3 separate regions of the Homo sapiens genome follow, and all the other regions are linked to region 3. A link is an interaction called in ENCODE POLR2A ChIA-PET data of the cell type or tissue named here. Cell type or tissue: CD4-positive, alpha-beta T cell. All regions are shown on one strand. Each heading gives the region's core, and the rest is flanking DNA. Links, peaks and the distances in the headings are about the cores only.

Evidence for each region. Peaks named below come from ENCODE experiments on the same cell type or tissue, not always from the same donor. Only the 100,000 strongest peaks of a DNase experiment are listed, where the experiment ranks them.
Region 1: POLR2A ChIA-PET joins it to region 3 with 40 read pairs; 16 of 35 experiments call an interaction of 5 or more read pairs at or near these places.
Region 2: POLR2A ChIA-PET joins it to region 3 with 21 read pairs; 5 of 35 experiments call an interaction of 5 or more read pairs at or near these places.

Annotation. Positions count from the first base shown.
Region 1 is chr4:470,587-477,767 of GRCh38, reverse strand. ZNF721 (zinc finger protein 721) reads left to right here. Exons shown (of 3, transcript NM_133474.4): 2 at 5,067-5,193. The coding sequence starts at 5,160. It also overlaps the pseudogene ABCA11P and the pseudogene LOC100533735. Among named protein-coding and RNA genes, the nearest start is that of ZNF721, 25 kb to the left of the region's middle. RefSeq lists a silencer at 3,360-3,579 and an enhancer at 3,630-3,869. In CD4-positive, alpha-beta T cell, for the core only: no CTCF peak of the experiment used is centred there; DNase peaks (open chromatin) are centred at 3,547 and 4,067; H3K4me3 peaks cover 2,058 bases; H3K27ac peaks cover 1,054 bases.
Region 2 is chr4:49,653-56,833 of GRCh38, reverse strand. ZNF595 (zinc finger protein 595) reads right to left here and starts at 3,513. Exons shown (of 4, transcript NM_182524.4): 1 at 3,343-3,513. The coding sequence starts at 3,345. It also overlaps the pseudogene LOC105374377. RefSeq lists enhancers at 1,770-2,710, 2,711-3,652. In CD4-positive, alpha-beta T cell, for the core only: no CTCF peak of the experiment used is centred there; no DNase peak of the experiment used is centred there; H3K4me3 peaks cover 226 bases.
Region 3 is chr4:334,349-341,529 of GRCh38, reverse strand. ZNF141 (zinc finger protein 141) reads right to left here and starts at 3,716. Exons shown (of 4, transcript NM_003441.4): 1 at 3,544-3,716. The coding sequence starts at 3,546. RefSeq lists enhancers at 3,867-3,966, 3,011-3,971, 4,077-4,592 and silencers at 4,607-4,716, 4,947-5,006. In CD4-positive, alpha-beta T cell, for the core only: no CTCF peak of the experiment used is centred there; DNase peaks (open chromatin) are centred at 3,269, 3,859 and 5,069; H3K4me3 peaks cover 2,735 bases; H3K27ac peaks cover 1,503 bases.

The DNA.
Region 1 (7,181 bases), core at 710-5,709, 140 kb before region 3:
TCTTTATAGGTATTTCCCCTCCTCTCTGCTCAAATTTAGCATGCATGTTTTGTTTGGTCTTTGGAGCATGAAATTTTCTTTCCCCAGGGGCTCTTTTTTCTGCTCATTTTAAACTATCGGCTTACTCTAACATTCCCTCCTCAATAGGTTGAGACTAAAAATCTTCGAGTCTAGGGGCACTGTGGGTCTTCTGTAACTACTTCCTGGTGATATGAGATAACTCATTAATGCGCCGGGCACGGTGGCTCATGCCTGTAATCCCAGCACTTTGGGAGGCCGAGGCAGGCGGATCACGAGGTCCGGGGATCAAGACCATCCTGGCTAACATGGTGAGACCCCGTCTCTACTAAAAATACAAAAAAATTAGCTGGGTGTGTTGGCTGGCGCCTGTAGTCCCAGCTACTTGGGAGGCTGAGGCAGGAGAATGGCATGAACCCAGGAGGCGGAGCTTGCAGTGAGCCCATACAGAGTGAGACGAGACTCTGTCTCCAAAAAAAAAAAAAAAAAAAAAAAGGAACTCACCAGTGTCTCATTCTCTTGCTCTTTGTCAGGGAAAGATACTTTCCATGTTTTCCCAGAAGGTTTGACTTGCAGTGTCAGAGGAAATGTGGAGGAAGATGGTTGTCCAGAAGGGAGGAAAATAGATCAATATTCCTGTTGCAGGACCACTTGTAGTCTGAGGTCAGAGAAGACAAACCTGGTTAGTAGATTTAGTGAACAAGGCCCAAAAAGGAGTGAGGAAAAACAAACAAGAAAAAGGCCAGAGATCCCAAGAAAATGAGATGCCATGAGAATTGGAACCAGGTGGCACCCTGGGAGAACTAGCTCTCAGTGGCGTGTTTAGGATGGCTTAGTTTATAAGATCTCTAACTTAATTCTGGACTTTCCCTAAGCTGTTAACCCAGAAACAGCATTTTTCTCCTAAAATAAGGCAAATTCCTTTGTGAGCTGCAGCCAGTGTGTCAAGACTTCTACAATTTTGGAGAACTACAACCATGAGAGAATCAAATTGCTGCTGTAACTTAGAGTTGGAGCAGTGGTTTCTATTTTGTGAGTCAGTTCCTGAGACAGGCTGTGGTAAGCTGAGGAGGCAATAATAATGCCAGCTATTTCTGTGGTGGCACTTGTGGTGCCAAGCTCATTGCGGAAAGAAATTAGATCAACTGCTCAGTCGATCTGGTGTGGGTAAATAAGTGTTAATTATTGTTAAATGGTGTGGTAAATAAGGGTAATAGCAGAGAAGCATCACCTGGGACAATGGAAACTTAAGGGGTGAGGTAAGCCAGAATGTTTGTTCTGGTCCAGTTTGCAGGGAGGCAGAGATAAGCCTGCATTTCCCAGAGGAAGTAAAGTTCTGCAGTTGAAAAACAAGAATGAATTCAGGAGGTAAGTTCAGATTCAAACATTGACCAGTGTCCTTGCTGGCTACCCAATATATGATATTCTGCCAATACAGTTGCTGCTATCAGGGGAGCCAGACATGGGTGATTAGTTTGAGTAGGACAATGGGTCCTATTTTCTTAGAAGACCATGTGTCTAGTAGTATCAAGGAGAAGGGTTTTCTGGAAGGAATGAAAGACTTGAAACTTATTGCATAATCCATACTGGCTTGGTCAATACCATGAGTTGGATTGACTGCAAGAAGGGTGACTGAAGCAGAATTCAGTGGTATCATTTTGGATGAATGGTCCAGGAGTTAAAATATTTAAAGGGCCCAGAGAATCTCATTTGGTATTGGGAATATTTCATGAAAGTAAAAAAAAGTTTGAGAAGTATCAATAATGGTGCTGTTTGTGTTGCATTGTGCTCAGTCAAATACACCCACATGGATTCTGGAATTTATGGTAGCATAGATGTATAGAGGAATCAGGTCAATAAGGGTAACGGGAGAACAAGGGGCTTAAAACGGTGGGGGTGGGCTTAAGAAAATCTTTAAAGGCTGCTTTAGCTTGTGTTAGAAATAGCACGTTAGTAGGGGGAAGCTTTGGTATAGTGAGGTCTCGGTGGTAGTTGAAGCTATATTGGGACTAAGAGGTTGGCCATTCTTGTACTATGACCAAGTAGGACATTCCTACCCTGAATGAAGAGGAATTCATGCATAGCTAACAGGTTGAGGCATAGGAAGAATTGGTAGACTTTAGTAGTTGTGGAGCTGCCTATAGAGTGCTAAAAAAAGGTTGTTGACAATTAGTGCATATGAAGGTGATTTTAGCCAGAAGTATGAGTAATGACCATAGAGCATTAGGTTGCATAGTTCCACAGAAAGTAGATTAGGACCAAAGTGAGATGCTTGCTGATTAAGAGATACTGTGAACACAATGAGTATTAGAGAGAGAGATCAATACTCAGATTATGACTTTGAGGTTTAAATCTAGGAGGGGCATAGCAAACACTTCCCTGTAGAGGGTGATGGTTTACAGTAAAAAAAAATATTAGTAAGTCTGCAAAGAGTATTATGACTTGTAATATAAAGGCCAAAATATTACTAACAATTGCTGATGAACTAAGGCAGTCAAAAGTAAAATAACTAAATAATTAGGCTAAAAAAATTCATATTAGATAAAGCTAGCTTTTTTTTTTTGAGACGGAGTCTGGCTCTGTCACCCAGCCTGGAGAGCAGTGACGCCATCTCAACTAACAAGAAGCTCCGTCTCCTGGGTTCACGCCATTCTCCTGCCTCAGCCTCCCGAGTAGCTGGGACTACAGGCGCCCCCCACCACGCCCGGCTAATTTTTGTATTTTGAATAGAGACGGGGTTTCACCGTGTTAGCCAGGATGGTCTCGATCTCCGGACCTCGTGATCCACCCGCCCCGGCCTCCCAAAGTGCTAGGATTACAGGCGTGAGCCACTGCGCCCGGCCAACATTTTATTCATTTATTTGTTTATTTTTTGAGACGGAGTCTCACTCTGTCGCCCAGGCTGGAGTGCAGTGGCGCGATCTCAGCTCACTGCAACCTCCACCCCCCAGGTTCAAGCGATTCTCCTGTCTCAGCTTCATGAGTAGCTGGGATTACAGGCGCCCACCACCATGCCTGGCTAATTTTTATATTTTTTAGTAGAGACGGGGTTTCACCATCTTGGCCAGGCTGGTCTTGAACTCCTCACCCCGTGATCCCCCCACCTCGGCCTCCCAAAGCTTTGGGATTACTGGCGTGAGCAACCGTGCTCAGCCTAACATTTTATTTTTTAGAGGTTTGCTTTCCTCTTCAAATCTCAGGTGTCCTACTCAAAACACCACAGGCCAGAAAGGTTATGAAATGTAAAATATTAAAATAATTGTCACTATATTGTTTCCATTTGTGAACAAGTGTGTCTGTGTGTGTGCGCGCGCGCGTGCACAATTTATAAATTGACGTAACGTTACACACCAGAAGGTTAAAATGAACCCTGTGCAGAGCCAAGCCTAGCACAGAGATTAAGCGCCGCCTGAAAGTGCCTGGAGGTACTAGTCTGTCACTCTTGCCTCATTCAGTGCATTGTATGGTCACAATTTCTGTCATTCAAAGCCTGAGGGCGTGAAGCCTGGACCCATATCCAATCAGAGCGCTTGACTGAGAACTGCCCAATCAGGCGCGCAGTCTGAGAGGAGGGGGCGGCATCCGGGATCTTCGGCGGCCTTGGCCTGTTGCTTCAGCCTGAGCTCGGTTAGGGCCTCACTTCCCTGCTTCCACACCTCAGGGAGGCCTCGGTGATTTTGCCAGAGCCTCAGCCTCCATCGCTCTGTAACCTGCGGGTATTGGATGATTCGTAGCTAAGACTTCGCGACACCCTTGAAGCTGAGAAATGGTGAGTGTGCGGGGCAGGGCGTCCCAAGGCTGGGGAGGCCTCATCAGAACCGGCGGCAAATGGCGGCGGCGGGACTGAGTCTGCGAACGGAGTCCCCGCTGCCGCCGCTTAGCCCTCGGTCCTCAGTCCCCTCCGGTGAGGGACCCGCGCTCCTGTCGGGGTCCCCGCAAGGCTGCTCTGGCCCAGCCTGCAGCCCTCCTTGTGCAGCTCTGCGCCGCAACCCTGCACCTTCCCCGGGCTGTGGGGTGAGGAGAAGCTCATCGGGAAGACGCCAGGTGCGGCGTGCGCAGGTACCGCGTAGGAGGAGCTGTGGTCCAGGGGTCCTGTCCCTACTTTACGGAATGAGATCGAGGCCCCATCAAAACATAGAGTTCATGTGAGCAAACGGGGACTCATTAATGGGGCAGCGCCGGCTGTGGCTCGTGGCTTGGGGGCTGCCAGCGGGTCTTGAAAAAAAAGACTTTTGTGAGGTGTGTGAGGAAGTGAAGCGAATCACCAGCCCGCCCCAACTTTCCCACCAGTCCCCTTGCCCTGTGCGCCTCCTCCGCGTGGCTGCTCCCGAGTGGCATCAGGATGATGATTGGTGGTCTTGTCTTGGGATGAAAAGCGTTTGTGTTGGGGTAAGGGACTCTGTGTGCTGTGTCTGCTTTCTCTAGCCGAGTAGTACTATAATGGGTCCAGGTGGAGGAGCATCACCGTTAACAGGAGACTTGATAAAAGACGCTAACTCATGGACTCTTTTCAAACCTGCAAAATTTTGGTACAGTGAGGCCTTTAACATCAAATAATTGATATGCGCATTGAAGCTTGAGAGACAGTGCTTAGCTAAGTGACTCTCAGCCCAGTCTTCCCGTAGTGAAGTGAAATCATCACCTGTGCCCTCCCCTCACATCCTGTCTATTGTTCTGGGTGGAAACATTTCTGTTTTTTAAATTAAGTTCCTCGCATATTATAGCAAGGCCAAGGTCAAGCATGAGGACTTCCAGATATTTTCATGAGAGGTGAGTTCAACCTGTTTTCCAGGAGGTCACAGGGCCTACTCTGCTTGGTTTTGGTAGGGGCAGGTCAGTGTAGCCCATTATTTTTATTGCAGGAACAGAAACTGTTGGAATGCCTTCCTTTTTCCGCAGAGCTATAGAATACTTTAGAGAACATTACTGTGTTGAAAGTTGTTTTATCAGATAATCCCAGTCAGTCACATGTCAGAACTGGTTCTCTTAACACATTTCACCTGTAGTCAAATTAAGAACTCTGTCACTTGATACATATGTATTTTCAGGAACCCTTAACATTCAGGGATGTGGCCATAGAATTCTCTCCAGAAGAGTGGAAATGCCTGGACCCTGCCCAGCAGAATTTGTATAGAGATGTGATGTTGGAGAACTACAGAAACCTGGTCTCCCTAGGTGAGGATAACTTTAATGCATAATTCCTAATACTCCCTCTGAGTTTTATTTTCTATTTTTGTAGAATGTCTTTTGAGATATATCTATATAAAAATGTGTGTCTCACACACACAGCTATGTAAGTTATATATGTGTATAGTAAATTCTTAACATTGTTGATAGATTCTCAGAAACTGTAAGTGAAGCAACATATCATTTAGGAAAATGAATTTTAGGGCTGGGTGCAGTGGCTCACGCCTGTAATCCCAGCACTTTGGGAGGCTGAGGTGGGCAGATCAGGAGGTCAGGAGTTTGAGACCAGCCTTGCCAACATGGCAAAACCCTGTCTCTACTAAAAATACAAAAAACTAGCTGGGCATGGTGGCAGGTGCCTGTAATCCAGCTACTTGGGAGGCTTAGGCGGAGAATCACTTGAACCTGGGAGGCAGAGGTTGCAGTGAGCCGAGATTGCGCCATTGAACTCCTGTCTGGGAGACAAGAGCAAAACTCCGTCTCAAAAAAACCAAAAAACAAAAAATAATAATTTTAGCAAAGTTTAATTGATACAAACGAGTTATGTTTGGTATATAGCAACATTGCTTCATATAAAGTTGCAGTTTTCAAGAACCTGTTTTGAACATTAAGTGAGGACTTACTCTTCATCTGTGTTTGTGTGACATGGATTTTTCTGTTAAATAAAAATTGTTTAACTATATTTAATGTGTACAATGTAATGATTTGATATGCATATATTTTGTAATATATGCATATATTTTATTGTAAAGTAAAATATAATCAAGTTGATCAACATATCTATTACCTCATATAGATCATGATTTTTTTGGTAATAAGAACACTTAAGGCCTAGTGTCCTAGCAAATTGTAAGCATACATTACAGTATTATTAATTATAAATGGAATACTGTTTTGCTAATCTAATGCTAATGTACATTAGCATTAGGTTTCTCCTTAGGTTTCTCCTTATTCAACTTATTCAACTTATAACTAAAAATTTATACTCTTTGAACATCTCATATTCCCACCCTTAGGCACTAACAATCGCCATTCTACTTTCTGCTTTTATGAGTTTACATTTTTAGATTTACCCGTCTATGTAAAAAGAAGCAGTTTCTTTGTCTGTCTGTGTTTGGCTAATTTCATTTAGCATCATGTCCTCCAAGTCTATCCATGTTGTAAAAGACTAGATTTTCTTTTCTCTTATGGCTGAATAATATTCTACTGTGTATATATACACTCTATATTTTGGCTATTGTAAAAATACTACAATGAACATGGGGCTGAAGATATTTCTTCAAGGTGTTAATTTAATTTCCTTTGGTAGTATGACCAGAAGTGGTATTGCTGGATTATATGATATGTCCATTTTTATTTTTTACTGGTTTTTATGATGATTTTATCAATTTACATCTCACTAACAGCATACAGCATATACCTTGTATGTATGTCTTTGGGAAAAAAAATCTAACCTTTTGCCCATTTTTGAATGGGTTATCATCATTATTATTGTTTTGCTTTGAATTGCAGAAGTTTCTTAAACATTTTGGATATGGATATTAACTTCTTTTTTTTTTTTTTTGAGACAGAGTCTTCCTCTGTCACCAGGCTACAGTGCAGTGGCATGATCTCAGCTCACTGCTAACTCCGCCTCCTGGGTTCAAGCAATTCTCCTGCCTTAGCCTCCCGAGTAGCTGTGATTCCTGGTGCACACCACCACACCCAGCTAAGTTTTGTATTTTTTAGTAGAGGTGGGGTTTCACCATGTTGGCCAGGATGGTCTCGATCTCTTGGCCTCCCAAATTGCTGGAATTACAGGTGTGAGCTGCTGCGCCCAGCCTTCTATTTTATTTTATTTTATTTTTTGAGACACAGTTTTGCTCTTGTTGCCCGGGCTGGAGTACAGTAGCATGATCTCGGCTCACTGCAATCTCTGCCTCCTGGGTTCAAGCGATTCTTCTGCCTCAGCCTCCCAAGTAGCTGGGAATTACAGG
Region 2 (7,181 bases), core at 1,160-6,159, 290 kb after region 3:
GAGCCAAAGCTTGAAGACTGCAATCCTGGAGTATAAAGTTGCCCTGAATATACACTCCAATTAGAAGCAGTTACAAGCATATTTTTACAGGCAAAAAGGAAGTCAGAGAGGAGATTGATAGAAAGGTGTCAGAAATTCTTATTGGTTTATAGAAGTAACATTGGTTAGTGATTGGCCATATACATAGTTAAGCTATAGGGTATGGGTCATAGTGTCCAGTGTGGCATTATTAGGTTAATTTACAGCCACTTGTGGCAATAGCAAGCAATTTCAAAAGACAAATAGTTCAAGGAGGAGAACAGTATGTGAGTGTGGTCTCATTTTAACACATCTCTGGGTCTGATAAATCTAAAAACTTGTATTTCTCAAATAAAAGTTCTTTTATCAAATCTCAGGACATAAATTCAGAATTTGGAACTGCACATTTAGGTCTTGGAGGGCTGGTGAGCTATGTTTGTGGGCCACAATGTGGCCCATGCCAAATGTTTGTGGGCATGTGGGCAAGGGGAGGTGGGAGGGAGCAGAATTTCTCAGGTTTAATCGATGCGTATGTGTGAATCTGGTTAGGTTTATGGGCCCCATATCTCTGAAATCAGTGTCAGAACGGAAGATGCCAGGAGCACTGAAGGCGGTGAAATAACTGACTGCTGTCCTGAAAAGTTATTTTTGTAGAAATTTAACTGCTCTAGAAAGGACTGTAGATGCCAAGAGAGAGACCATTCTGTTTGCAGATTTAGGAAATACTTTGCTGCACTTTGCCGCACAATTGCAGGTTGTGACTGGAATCCTGAGAAAGAATGTTTTCTCAAGTGAAGTCTGCTCGACATTTTGTGTATAACATCTGGTAATTCTGGACAGTGTGTGGAAAATATAACTAAAAGCAAAATCATCTGCAATCCTAAAAAAGTCTCCACAGTAACAGAACTGCAAGAAAATGTTTTGTTGTATAATTAAACCAAAATATGATGTGCATCACAAGCAATCTAAGAAAATGCAAACACAGAAAGTCACCATAATTAGTTCTCAAGTAGAAGCCTTGAAAGCACCATTTGTCATACACAATTTATTATAATTTCATCATGTAATTTGAGAGGTCATCTGGGTTTTCTAATTTTTTCTAATCATTAAAGAAAAAATAAACATCCACATCTTCGTGACAGGATGTAGATTTGCAATGTGGAGCTAGGTACCTGCTGAAGGCAGCCTCCTAGTCCCCTACAGAAACTGTGAAATAGGGTGTATATTCTTGCTATTTACATTTCAAAGCAATAGTTCCCAGGTCCCAGATGAAGACAATTTTGAGCCAAAAAAGACAAATGACCTATTTAACTGATAAAAATGATTTACATATATTTCAAAGAAGCAGAGAAAATATTTAAATATAAAAGTTCTCAAACTAAATGCTTTAAGAAAAAGGAGAAGAGCAAAAATTCTTCCCTCGTTCTAAAGAGAAAGCATTAAGCCTCTTCTAATTTGTGTTTGCTCCTACAACAGCCAGGCCAAAAGGCCTGGTTTCGAACTCACTAACGTCTGAATTCTCATAGGCACCTGAGGGATGGACTTGGGCACACCGTGTACACAGAAAAGAGAATTTGTGGGGAAGGAAAAAGCAGAAGAGAAAGGAGCTATCAACAGCCATGGGTGGGAGGCCGGGCGCGGTGGCTCACGCCTGTAATCCCAGCACTTTGGCAGGCCGAGGCGGGAGGGCTCAAGGTCAGGAGATCCAGACCATCCTGGCTAACACGGTGAAACCCCGTCTCTACTAAAAATACAAAAAAAAAAAAATTAGCCAGGCATGGTGGCGGGCGCCTGTAATCCCAGCTACTCGGGAGACTGAGTTAGGAGAATGGCGTGAACCTGGGAGGCGGAGCTTGCAGTAAGCCGAGATCACGCCACTGCACTCCAGCCTGGGCAACAGAGCAAGACGCCATCTCAAAAAAAAAAAGCCATGAGTGGGAGCAGGGCAGGACTGACTAAAGCACTGGTTTGTGCCACAGGTACAGGCCGAGGCAGGGCTACGCTCTGATTCCATGTCTACAAAGACAGAAGGGATTAGGATCAGGTGGTCCGGAAGCCTGGGTGGGTGAAGGAAGCAGGTTCCTGCTGTAGATCCGGTCTGCGGTTGAGATGAGCCAGGAGACTTCTGGGCACTGCGTGTGTTTTTGGCAGAAAACGCTAGGCGCAAAGCTGCCATGGGCACAATTCCTGAGGTGGAATCCTGTACTGGGAAGAGTGGGGCAATGCGAATGCCCGGTGGGCGTGCTCAGGAGTGGACTAGCATTGGGTGGGGGCTGGCAGCAGGGTGCAGGGAAGGGATGTTTCTCAGAACTCCTTTCCTCTTTGTTCTGGGTCCCCTCTCTCCCCGGAAGGAGACCTGGAGGAAAAGGACAGTGCCCAGCGGGACAGCACATATGCAGAACCCGGCCGCGCCTCCCGCAGACACCAGGCATCTTTCTCCAGCCCAGGCTCAGCCATGTCTTTCTTCTGACAGAAAACGTGCGGAGTTTCCTCAACACCAGTCAATGCTCCAACCCCAACGCGGTGTCCAGCAACTCACTAACGACACCACCCAGAGTCAGCGCAGACCCCACAAGCTCAGCGCTCTTCCCACAACTGCTCCCGCTGCAGACGCCAGTCCCTGCCTCTGGACACCCGTCTTCATTTCTGAACGCCTGTCTACAAACCAGGGGCGCCCACACCCTCAAGTTCAGCAATGTGGCAGAACTACTCACAGAACTGAGAAGCGCCGTGCGCACCGACACCAGCGTATTCTAAAAGATGTTACTCAGGAACAGCCACGCGGAGGAGGTGCACAGGGCAAAGGGACTGGTGGAATAGTTGGAGCGGGCGGGTGATTTGCTTCGCTTGCTCACACACCTCACAAAAGCCTTTCCTTCAAGACCCGCTGGCAGTCCCCAAACCAGGAGCCGCGGCCGACGCTGTCCCATTAATGAGACCCCGTTTGCTCACATGAACTTTGTTTCGATGGGGCCTCGATCTCATTCCGAACAGGGTAAAGTAGGGACCGGACCCCCGGACCACAGCTCCTCCCAGGCGGGCACCTCGCACGCGGGCGCCGGCGTCTTCCAGATGAGCTCCTCCTCACCCCGCGGCCCAGGGAAGGTGCGGGGCTGCGGGCGCAGAACTGCACAAGGAGGGCCGCAGGCTGGGCCAGAGCCGCCGTGCGGGGACCGACAGGAGCCCGGTCCGTCACCGGAGGGGACTGAGGGCTGAGAGGCGGCAGCGGGGACTCCGTTCGCAGACTCGGTCCCGCCGCCGCCATTTCCCGCCGGTTCCGATGAGGCCTCCCCAGCCTCCGGACGCCCTGCCCCGCACACTCACCATTTCCCGACTTCAGGGTATCCGGGAGTCTTAGCTACAAATTGTCCAATACCCTCAGGTCACAGAGCAACGGGAGGCAGAGGCTGTGGCTGAATCACCGAGGCCTCCCGGAGCCGAGAACGCAGAGAGCTGAAGCCCTAAACCAAGCCCTCGCAGGAGCCAGAGGAAAACGCCGCGCCAGATCCCGGAAGCCAACCCCTCCTCTCTGGCTGCGGGCCTGATTGGGCAGTTCTCATTCCGACACTCTGATTGGATATTACTCCAATCCCCGCCCTCGGGCCTTGAGTAACAGAATTTGCAACCATACACTCCACTGATGTGGCAAGAGTGACAGGCTGGGGCCTCCAGGCCCTTTCAGGCGGGGCTTTCTCTCCCGGCTTGGCCTGACGCAGCCCAGGGGTGTTTTTTTTAACCTTGTTGTGTGTAAGGTTATGTCCACTTGTAAAATACACTTACACACAGACGTGCACACACGCGCGCACACACACGCGCGCACACACACGCATGCACACATGCATGCACACACACTTTTTCACAAACGGAAGTGATATAATGACAATTATTTTAATATTTTAGATTTCATAACCCTTCTGGCCGCTAGTCTTTTGAGTAGGACACCTGAGATTTTAAGAGGGAAGCAATCCTTTAAAAAATAAAATATTAATTTGTGAATTTTGCGTTTTTATTAGCCACGTCAAAAATAATATTTAAAGAGTGAAGTTGTTTGTAATAATTTTTAACTCATTGTATCAAAATATTGTTTTAATATGTGATTGATATATAATTAGAAATAAAGTATATTTCTGATCTAATTCTTCTAAACTCACTGTGTATTTTATGTATTTCTGATCTAATTCTTCTAAACTCACTGTGTATTTTATGTTTGCAGCACATTTTACTTCAAACCAGTCACATTCCAGGTACCCAGTAGCTACATATGGCAGGTGGCTGCCACATTGAGCGCAGCCATGAGGGCTCTCTTCCCTTAGGGAAGTGAGGGCCTGAACACCTCTTTTCTGCTGGAAGTAAGGGACCAGCCTCTCTACCAACTTTTCTCCTCAGGCTCAAGGGTGGGTGGGACAGTGCCCCTAGAGAGAGCAGGGGCTGCAAGCTGAGAGTATCCACGTGAAGACCACGGTTTCCCAGTTGCTGTTTGGTGGAGGTGTGGTGGTCTCCTCGGTTCAGCCAGGTCGGGACTCTTGTGCCACGACCAAAAAGAATGAAGCACACGGATACCAGAGAGTGAGCAAGGCAGAGTAGGATTTATTAAGCAAAAGGAAAGCTCTCAGAAGCAAGAGGGGACCTGAAAGCAGGTTGCCAGAAATGAGGCTGAGGTCTGGGTCTTTTATGTGGCAAGAACAAGTATGTCTTCTGTGGGTTCTGCCCAAATGGGAGGGGTAAAGTTCCTCACTAAGGGTGTTGCATCTGCGCATGCCTGGGATTGGCCACAGTGACTCCATTTTGGTTATTACCCATGAGTGCCTAAGCGAAACTTACACGAGGAGAGCCAAAACCACAATGCTAATGTCATGTTAATGACCTTATAATGAGCTGGGTCAAGTTAAGGACATTTGGGTTGATTTATTGCGCCTGTGCTAAGTTGGGACAGTCCCTTTGGAGCAACATCCTGGCATAAGAGGAAGTTCTTAACCACATTTCTTCCTGCTAGCTACAGAGGTGGTGCAGGTGCGGTCCCACACGTGTTTTTCCTCTCCCCAGGCCCTCTCTCTATCTGCCTAACCAGCGTCCGACTGCCTCCTCTATCAAAGGTTCCTCTTCCTTTCAAATATCAGACAGCAAACAAAGAATGTTGGGGCCACACAAGCAGAGAACACCATGTCTTCAGATCTCTTCACAGCCTTGTCCTCCAGAGTTTAGAAGTGGAGGGAAAAGATTAAAGGCAATCTTCTTGTTTTGCTATTTGTCCTTGGACCTAATCTGGACCTAATTTGGACACACAGGCTGTAACTATGTGTTTTTCTCCTTTGGTGTGGGGCACTGTGAGTTTAAGCACCAATCACATGCATCCACATCTAACTGCACTTCTGTTCCCAGAACGAAGGCCGTGAGTGTGAGTTGTCCAGGTCCTTGGCAACAAAGAATTGAACAAAATGCACAAAGTAACAAAGGAACAAAACAGAGGGAGGAAGCATCAAAAGCGGAAATTTATTAAGGTAAGAAATAGGGTGGGTATGGGCTTGAGCAAGTGGCTCAAGGACCCAGTTACGAAGTTTTCTGGGTTTTTAGTACTCCTTTTGAGGTCCCTATCAGCTACCACTGATATGGATTAAGGATTTGGTCTGTGGCTAATTAAAGGCTTAGGAGAATTGGCACGCTATGCGGATGAAGGAATGCAGGTGCTTGGCCTGCAGCCACTCCAAGGCACTTTCCCTTTCTACCTGAGAAGTGGTAGAAAGGGGAGGGTTGTAGGGACAGTAGCCTTTGATCCTTTGCTATTCAGGTGTGGGGAGATGGGACTTTTTCTTTTGGTTTAGCTGTTGGAAGTTTGCCTTAATTGGCCTTAGGTTTCCTGCCTCCAGACCTTGGTGTTTTTTCTTTTAGGAAGTCAGCACAAATTGGCCTTAAGTTCTCTGCCTCCATACCCCATTCTCCTGCCTCCCTTCTGTACAAACCATTTGTTATACATAGTTCATCTTAAACTCACCTGGTAATTGGGGAGGCCTTCTGTGTATGCTGGTTGGTTATATGCAAAGAAAAAATAAACTTCCAACATCATGATAGGAGGCAGTTTTGCAACTTAGAGCCAGGTGCCTGTTGCAGGTAAGCCTACCTTACCTTCAGCTGTAAGTGGCTCTAAGTGGCTCTAAGTCACCCTCCATCTCGTACAGAAAGAGTGAGATAGGGTACTATCATCTTGGCTATTTATATTTCTTTTTTTTTCTTTTTTTGAGACAGAGTCTTGCTCTGTCGCCCAGGCTGGAGTGCAGTGGTGCGATCTTGGCTTACTGCAAGCTCTGCCTCCCGGGTTCACGCCATTCTCCTGACTCAGCCTCCCCAGTAGCTGGGACTACAGGTGCCCGCCACCACACCTGGCTAATTTTTTTGTATTTTTAGTAGAGACGGGATTTCACTGTGTTAGCCAGGATGGTCTCGATCTCCTGACCTTGTGATCTGCCCGCCTTGGCCTCCCAAAGTGCTGGGATTACAGGCATGAGCCACCGCGCCCGGCCGGCTATTTATATTTCAAAGCAATGGATCCCTACTCACTAAGCCCTGGGCTGCAGCAATTCTGCTTGCCCTCTCCTGGTGGCCTGTGTCCTCTCCCAAACCCTGCCATCTACCACTGAGGCACAGCCCACAGCTGGCAGCTCACATTTTACATTAGAGAGTGGGGTCCCCACATTTTACATTACAGAGCGGGGTCCCTGAGCTGCAGGAGGAGAGCCTGCAGGGCTCTTGGGTAGAATTGCACTTTTGCAATAAGGGAAACGGGAGCAATGTTTCAGCCTCAGTTTCTATTTATAATACTGACACAAAAAGAATATTGCTGGATACATAGCATGGATCTAGATAGAGCAGCTCCAGGAGTTCTCACGGTGACAGCCCCCCTCACTCACAGACACCATGTGATATTAATAGGGCTTAGACACAAAGCACTGAATTCCCAAAGCATTGAAGAGAAAGACAGCTCTCAGTCTGAGTAAAACCGTATTGAGAGAAGAAAAGAGGTTGAAAGAATCTTAAAGACAAATTCAGATTACATGTAACATTGGTCAAATTGACCAGAAAATATTCTTCCAAAGAAGTTCTTCTCTAAACACCAAAAGTGCACAGCTACTCTCAGCATGAGAAATACAAGTATTATGAGAAAGAGGGCT
Region 3 (7,181 bases), core at 796-5,795:
ATAACATACAGTAACAAGGAATTTAACCAAAACCCTTATGTTTCTCTAGAACAATTATATTAGAAGCTAAATATTTATTCTTAGCAAGGTAAACACAATACAAATAATAACAACTTCTCTTCTGTCAATGAATAGCCATTCACATAATGGCATCAAAACTCACAAAACAGGCTGGGCACGGTGGCTCACGCCTGTAATCTCAGCACTTTGGGAGGCTGAGGCGGGTGGATCACAAGGTCAGGAGTTCAAGACCAGCCTGGCCAATATGGTGAAACCCCATCTCTACTACAAAATATAAAAAATCCGCCGGGCATGGTGGCGTGCGCCTGTAATCCCAGCTACTCGGAGGCAGGAGAATTGCTTGAACCTGGGAGGCGGAGGTTGCAGTGAGCCGAGATCGCACCACTGCACCCCAGCCTGGCGACAGAGCGAGATTCTGTCTCAAAAAAAAAAAAAAGAAAAATGTTTTTTTGACCTAAAAGGAAAAAGGTGGGGTAAACATAATATAAGAAGAGAGTTTATTTGGGCCAAAGCTTGAAGATTGCAACCCTGGACTATAAAGCTGCCCTGAATATACACTCCAATTAGAAGCAGTTACAAGTATATTTTTAAAGGCAAAAAGAAAGGCAGACGGAACTGATAGAAAGCTGTCAGAAATTCTTATTGGTTTATAGAAGTAACATTGGTTAGTGATTGGCTATGTACGTTGTTAAGCTATAAGGTGTGGGTTATAGTGTCCAGTATGGCATTATTAGGTTAATTTATATCCACTTGTGGCAATAGCAAACAACTTCAAAAGACAAACAGTTCAAAGAGGGGAACGGTAGGACTGTGGTCTCATTTTAACACATCACTTGGTCTCGTAATTAAAAGAACTTGTATTTCTCAAACAAAAGTTCTGTTCTTCTCTCAAATCCCAGGACATAAACTCAGAATTTGGAACTGCACATTTAAGACTTGGAGGGCTGGTAAGCACATTTGTGGGCATTTGGGCAAGGGGAGAAGGGAGAGAATGGAAGTTCTCAGGTTTAATCAATGCACATGTGTGAACCTCGCTGGATTTATGGGCCCCATGATTTCTGAATCAGTGTCAGATCTGAAGATCATTGGCACACTGAAAGAGGTGGAAAAACTGATCGCTATCCTAAAAAGTCATTTTTGTAGAAATCTAGTCAAACTGCTATAGAAGGGATTGTAGATCCCAAATAGAGAGATCATTTTGTTTGCAGCTTTGGGGAGCACTTTGCTGCACTTCGTGCACTTTGCTGCACAACTGTGGGTTGTGACTGGAATCCTGAGAAAGAAGGTTCTTCTCTAAAACGAAGCCTGGTGGGCACTTTGTGTATAACATCTAGTAATTCTTGACAGCGTGTGGAAAATATAACAGCAAAATCATCTACAATCCTAAAATACTGTCCAAAATAATAGAACAGCAAGAAAATGTGTTGTTAGAGAATTAAACAAAATGTGGTGTGCATTACAGGCAGTCTACTAAGAGACTGCCAAAACAAAGAAAGTCACCATAATTAGCTCTCAAGTAGAAGACTTGACAGTACCATGTATCATACATAGTTTATTACACTTTCACCTAGTAATTTGGGAGGTCATCCGGGTTTCCTAATTGGTAATATTCAAAGGGAAAATAAACTTCCCACAGCTTCAGGACAGGAGGTAGATTTGATATGTGAAGGCAGGTACCTGCTGAAGGCAGCCTCCTACTCTGCTACAGAAATTGCGGAATAGGTTATATATTCTTGCTATGCACATTTCAAAGCAATAGTTTCCATGTCCTAAAGACAATTTTGAGTCAAAAAAGACAAATCACCTAGTTAACAGATTAAAATGAGTTATATATATTTCAAAGAAGCAGAGAAAATATTTAAATATAAAAGTTTTCAAACTAAATGCTTTAAGGGAGAAGAGTAAAAATTCTTTCCTCATTCTAAAGAGAAAGCATTAAGCCTCTTCTGATTTGTATTTGGTCCTACAACAGGCAGGTCTAAAGGCATGGTCTTGAACTCACTAACGTTGAATTCTTGTAGCACATGAGGGATGCACTTGAGCAAACTGTGTGCACAGGAAAGAGGATTTGTGGGGAAGAAAAGAGCAGAAGAAAGGTGCTATCAAGAGCCTTGAGTGGGGGCAAGGCAGGATTGACGAAAGGACTGGTTTGTGCTACAAGTTCAGGCCCAGGCAGGGCTAAGCTCTAACTGATTCCTGAGCCCATAAAGGCAGAGGAGATTAGGATCAGGTGGTCCAAAAGCCTGGGTGGGTGAAGAAAACAGATTCCTGCTACAGATCTGGGGTTAAAATGAACCAGGAGTCTTCTGGGCACTGTGTGTGTTCTTGGGAGAAAAACCTAGGAGCAAAGCTGCCATGGGCACAATTCCTGAGGGTAGAACCCTGTCCTGGGACAAGTGTGGCCGTGCGAATGCCCAATGGGCGGGCTCAGGAGTGGGTTAGCATTGGGTGGGGGCTGGCAGCAGGGTGCAGGGAAGGGATGTTTCTCAGAACTCCTTTCCTCCAAGTTCTCAGCGCCCTCTCTCCCCGGGAGGAGACCTGGAGGAACAGAACAGTGCGCAGCAGGACAGTGCATGTGCAGAACCCGGCTGGTCTCCCGCGGACACCTGCGACTCCCTCCAGCCCAGGCTCAGCCATGTCTTTCTTCTGACAGGAAACGTGAGGAGTTTGCTCAACACCAGTCAATGCTCCGACCCCAACGGGCTGTCCAACAACTCACTAACGACACCACCCGGAGTCAGCACAGACCCCACAAGCTCAGCGCTCTTCCCGCAGCTGCCCCCCTGCAGACGCCAGTCCCTGCCTCTGGACACCCGTCTTCATTTCTGAACACCTGTCTACAAACCAGGGGCCCACACCCTCCTCAAGTTCAATAATATGACAGAACTACTCACAGAACTCAGCGAAGCGCTGTGCGCGCCCACACTAGCGTATTCTAAAAGATGCCACTCAGGAACAGCCACGCGGAGGAGGCGCACAGGGCAAGGAGACTGGTGGGCAAGTTGGAGCGGGCGGGTGATTTGCTTCGCTTCCTCACACACCTCACAAAAGCTTTTCCTTCAAGACCCGCTGGCAGCCCCCAAACCACGAGCCACGGCCGGCGCTGTCCCATTAATGAGTCCCCATTTGCTCACATGAACTCTGTTTTGATGGGGCCTCGATCTCATTCCGAACAGGGTAAAGCAGGGACGGGATCCCCAGACCACAGCTTCTCCCACAGCTCCTCCCACGCCGGCATCGCGCACGCCGCGCGGGCGGCTTCCAGATAAGCTACTCCTCACCCCACAGCCTGGGGAAGGTGCGGGGCTGCGGGCGCAGAGCTGCACAAGGAGGGCTGCAGGCTGGGCCAGAGCCGCTGTGCGGGGACCGACAGGAGCCCAGGTCCCTCACCGGAGGGTACTGAGGCCCCAGGGCTGAGCGGCGGCAGCGGGGACTCCGTTCGCAGACTCGGTCCCGCCGCCATTTCCCGCCAGCTCCGATGAGACCTCCTCAGCCTTGGGACGCCCTGCCCCGCACACTCACCATTTCCCCACTTCTGAAGTATTCGGGAGTCTTAGCTACCAATCATCCAATACCCGCAGGTCACAGAGCGACGGAGGCTGAGCTGTGGCCGAATCACCAAGGCCTCCCACAACTGAGAACGCAGAGAGATGAAGCCCCTAACCCGCGGTCTGGTAGTAGCCAGACGCAAAGACCCGCGCCACATCCCGGAAGCCACCGCCTCCTCTCTGGCTGCGTGCCTGATTGGGCAGTTTTCACTCCAGTGCGCTGATTGGATACGGCTCCAATCTCCCCGCCATCAGACCTTGAGTGACAGAAGTTGCAACCACATACTCCACGGAATGTGGCGAGAGTGACAGCCGGGGGGCCTCCAGGCAGTTTCAGGCGGGGCTTTCTCTTCGTGCTTGGCCTGGCACAGCCCAGGGGTCATTTTTTAACCTTGTGATGTGTAAGGTGACGTCCATTTAGAAATTATACACGCACGCACACACACAGACATATACGCGCGCGCGCACACACAGACGCGCGCACGTACGCAGTCTCACATAAACATACAAAAGTCACAGACACACACACACACACACGCACGCACCCACGCACGCACAGCCCATCCTTCCTCCAAGGCTCGCGAATCATCTCTCCACAAATCCTGCCTTCGGGGCCGCAGCCTGCAGGCCGACCTCAGTCCGTCCTCACAGAGCCTAGTTGGGTGCACAGCTCTCCCTGACGCGCGAGGAGCAGGTTCACGGGAGTCGGTCGCGCATCCCCAGCGCCCTGCGGGCCTCGCACCGGCTGTGGCGGTGACCCCGGTGAGGAGGGCTTTGGTGCGGGTCACCGTTGCTGAGGACACCCTCCTCCCCCGGAAGCGCGGTCCTGGGGGTCTGGGGGGCGGGTCCCTGACCGCTGTAAACAATAGGTCGGTGGTGTCCACGCAGCAGGCAGCAAATTCTCAGGAAGTGAGCGTCCCGTCTTTGGCTTCACCTTCGTGTCTGTAGAATGGGGGTGAGGGGACTCAGGACTCGGAGCGCTGTCGGGCGGGGCGAGGTGGGCTGAGAGTGTGTCTCCCTCCCCAAGCTCACCCGGAGCTGTGCGGGGCGGGACCGCCCCAGGACCCTCGGTTCCCAGGAGCTCCTGGGGGCCCCGCCGCCCCCACCCCAGGCCGCGCTGCGCAGCCCCAGTCCCCGCCGGCCCCACCGCGCGGTCGCTTTGAGGTCGGCCGGGGTCTGCCCGGCGATGGCGACGCTGCAGCCGCTGGAGCCGGGGCCACCGGGGATCTCGGCGGGACCTGGCGGCAGCGAGGACGCGGACCCTGGAGAGATGGGAGGGGCGCGCCCCGAGCCCGAGCCCCACCCGGACCCGGCTGCCGTCGGCCTAGCCAGGGCCGGGGCGGACACCGTCGAGGACGAAGCCGGGCCCGCGCCCCTGGGCGACCCGTTGAGCCGCGGAGCCCCGCGGGGTGGAGCCGGGCCAGGCCCATCCGCTCCGGGCGCGGGCAGCTGGCGTCGCGGGTGGGTCAGAACCCAGGACACGCCCAGGAGTCCGACCTCATGGCGCTGCAGGGCCTGGGGAGTGGGGGCTGGGGACAGCGCCAGGGCCAACCCGACGCCAGCACCCCCGGCAGACCCCAGGAGCCGCCTGTGAAGAGACTGGATAGGTGCATTAAGCGATCAGAAAAGTCACTGGCTGGCCCTGTTGATGAGCAGAACGCTTTCAGAGAAGTGTATGCTCACGCAGTGCTTGGACAGCATTCGCGTAGTTTGACACTTGTCTGCTTGGGCGGATAGATGCTCACACACATAAGTTTGTTTTGTAGTTATGCAGGATTGCACTGTGGCTAAGTACACAGACTCTGGGTGCACATCCCAGCTGCTCTGCTATTTCCAGCTGTGTGACCATGGGGAAGTTACTTGCCTGTGCTCAGTGTCCTCTGTAAAGTGAAGATAGCAGTACCTGCCTCATGGAGTCCCTTAAGTGAGTTAATAGTGTAACATGTTATGGCGTCATGCACACAGTCACCATCGGTAAATATAGTCTATTATGCCTGAACCCCAGAGGAGCACATGTCCTTGAAAAGTCTAAAATTCAGGACTCTAAAATCCAGACTGTGAGACCCTGGAATCCTCCAGCAGCATTCTAACGTCTCTTGGCAATTGTATGCTGCTTCCCAGGGCTGGAAGGTGTATTTGTATTAATACAGTGAAATAATACGGCCACTTGACCACCTAGTTCATCCCTATAGTAGGCAAATAAGGTGATGTCAAATCCTTGGCTGGGGCCCAGTCCTGGTAATCTTCCCTTCTCTCTTTCCTGCATACTCTCTCATTCAGATTCATACATGCCCTGCAGGACTGCTTAGCCTGCAGAGAAGGCAGGATGGTGAGGAGAGAAGGTGAGTGGGTGGGTGGGTGCAATTGTTCACTGAAGTGTGCTGCCTCTTGCCATCTGAACTTGTGGGCCCAGGCACTGGGTCTGGACCTGAGGGGGTCTTGTTCTCCCTTTAACTTTAAGCCTCAATTGGCAGCAATCGCAGAGCTTCGTCCCTCCCTGTGAGCCTGTCTGGGTGTTTATGCTGGATGACATGCACCCCCTCTGCCAGGAGTGCATAGTCTATGGCCTGGCCAGGCAGCCATTGCAGATGAGAAGAGTTTCAACGTCGACTTTATTGTGCTGCTGGGTTTTTTCTGCTGGCTCTTAGCACGTTTCTCATGAGCCATGATTAGCCTCAGGTCTATGGCACCTTCCGCAGCTATGTCATGGTGACTGGGGACATCATCTGAAGCATGTGCCACTGCTACCCCAAGGCAGGTGTTGGTGAGGCTGTGTGGGGATAGGAGGGTTGGAGACCATGTCTCTATCTCATGCATCAACTCTTCATCCTTCAATCATCTCCTCATTCTTATTTTGACTCTGTGTTTACTTCTTTCTGCCCTCCTGAGCATTCATCCATCTATGCATCATTTCATCCACCCTTTCAACCACCCATCCATTCATCTATTCGTCCATCACTTAGCAGAAGGATTGATCAGAAGCCCCCAGGATCTGGAGCCATGAAACAGACACCATGGAGGAGACACAGTGAAACACAACATATTACTTATGTGCTTAAACTAAAAGTCAGTGAGTGGTTTCCACCTGCCAGGCACTCCTGCATTTAGAGTGCAGTTCTGCCCTTATCCTGATCTTTTTGGAGCCTTCTGTAGTTCCATTTTATATCAGAAAAAGCTGAGGCTCAGCAAATGAGGTTCTATAACTGACTGGCCGAGTTTGGATTGGAGCTCAGATGTGTGAATGTAGGCATCATTCTTTTTCTTGAGTTTTCCACCCCAGGGCCCCAGAGCGGCTTAGCTTTCTGGGGTGGGTCAGGTCTAATCTTGGTGGAATGCATTGAGCAATTCTCTATCTTTTGGAGTCTTAATGTATTCTTAGCCCTAGGAGTGGTTTAGTGATGGGAAAGCACTGGTTTGAGAGTCCTGTGTTCTAATGCCAGTTGTGACCCAAACTTTGTGTGTGATGTTTGTCTTTCCGAGCCTCAGCTTTTTCATCTGCAAAATGGGACTTTAGCCTCTATTTTGCACAGCCAAACAGCATATAAAGATCAGAGAAGAGATGGGATATACAAATATTTTGTCAACTCTAGAATGTTGTTTGTAGTTGAAAGG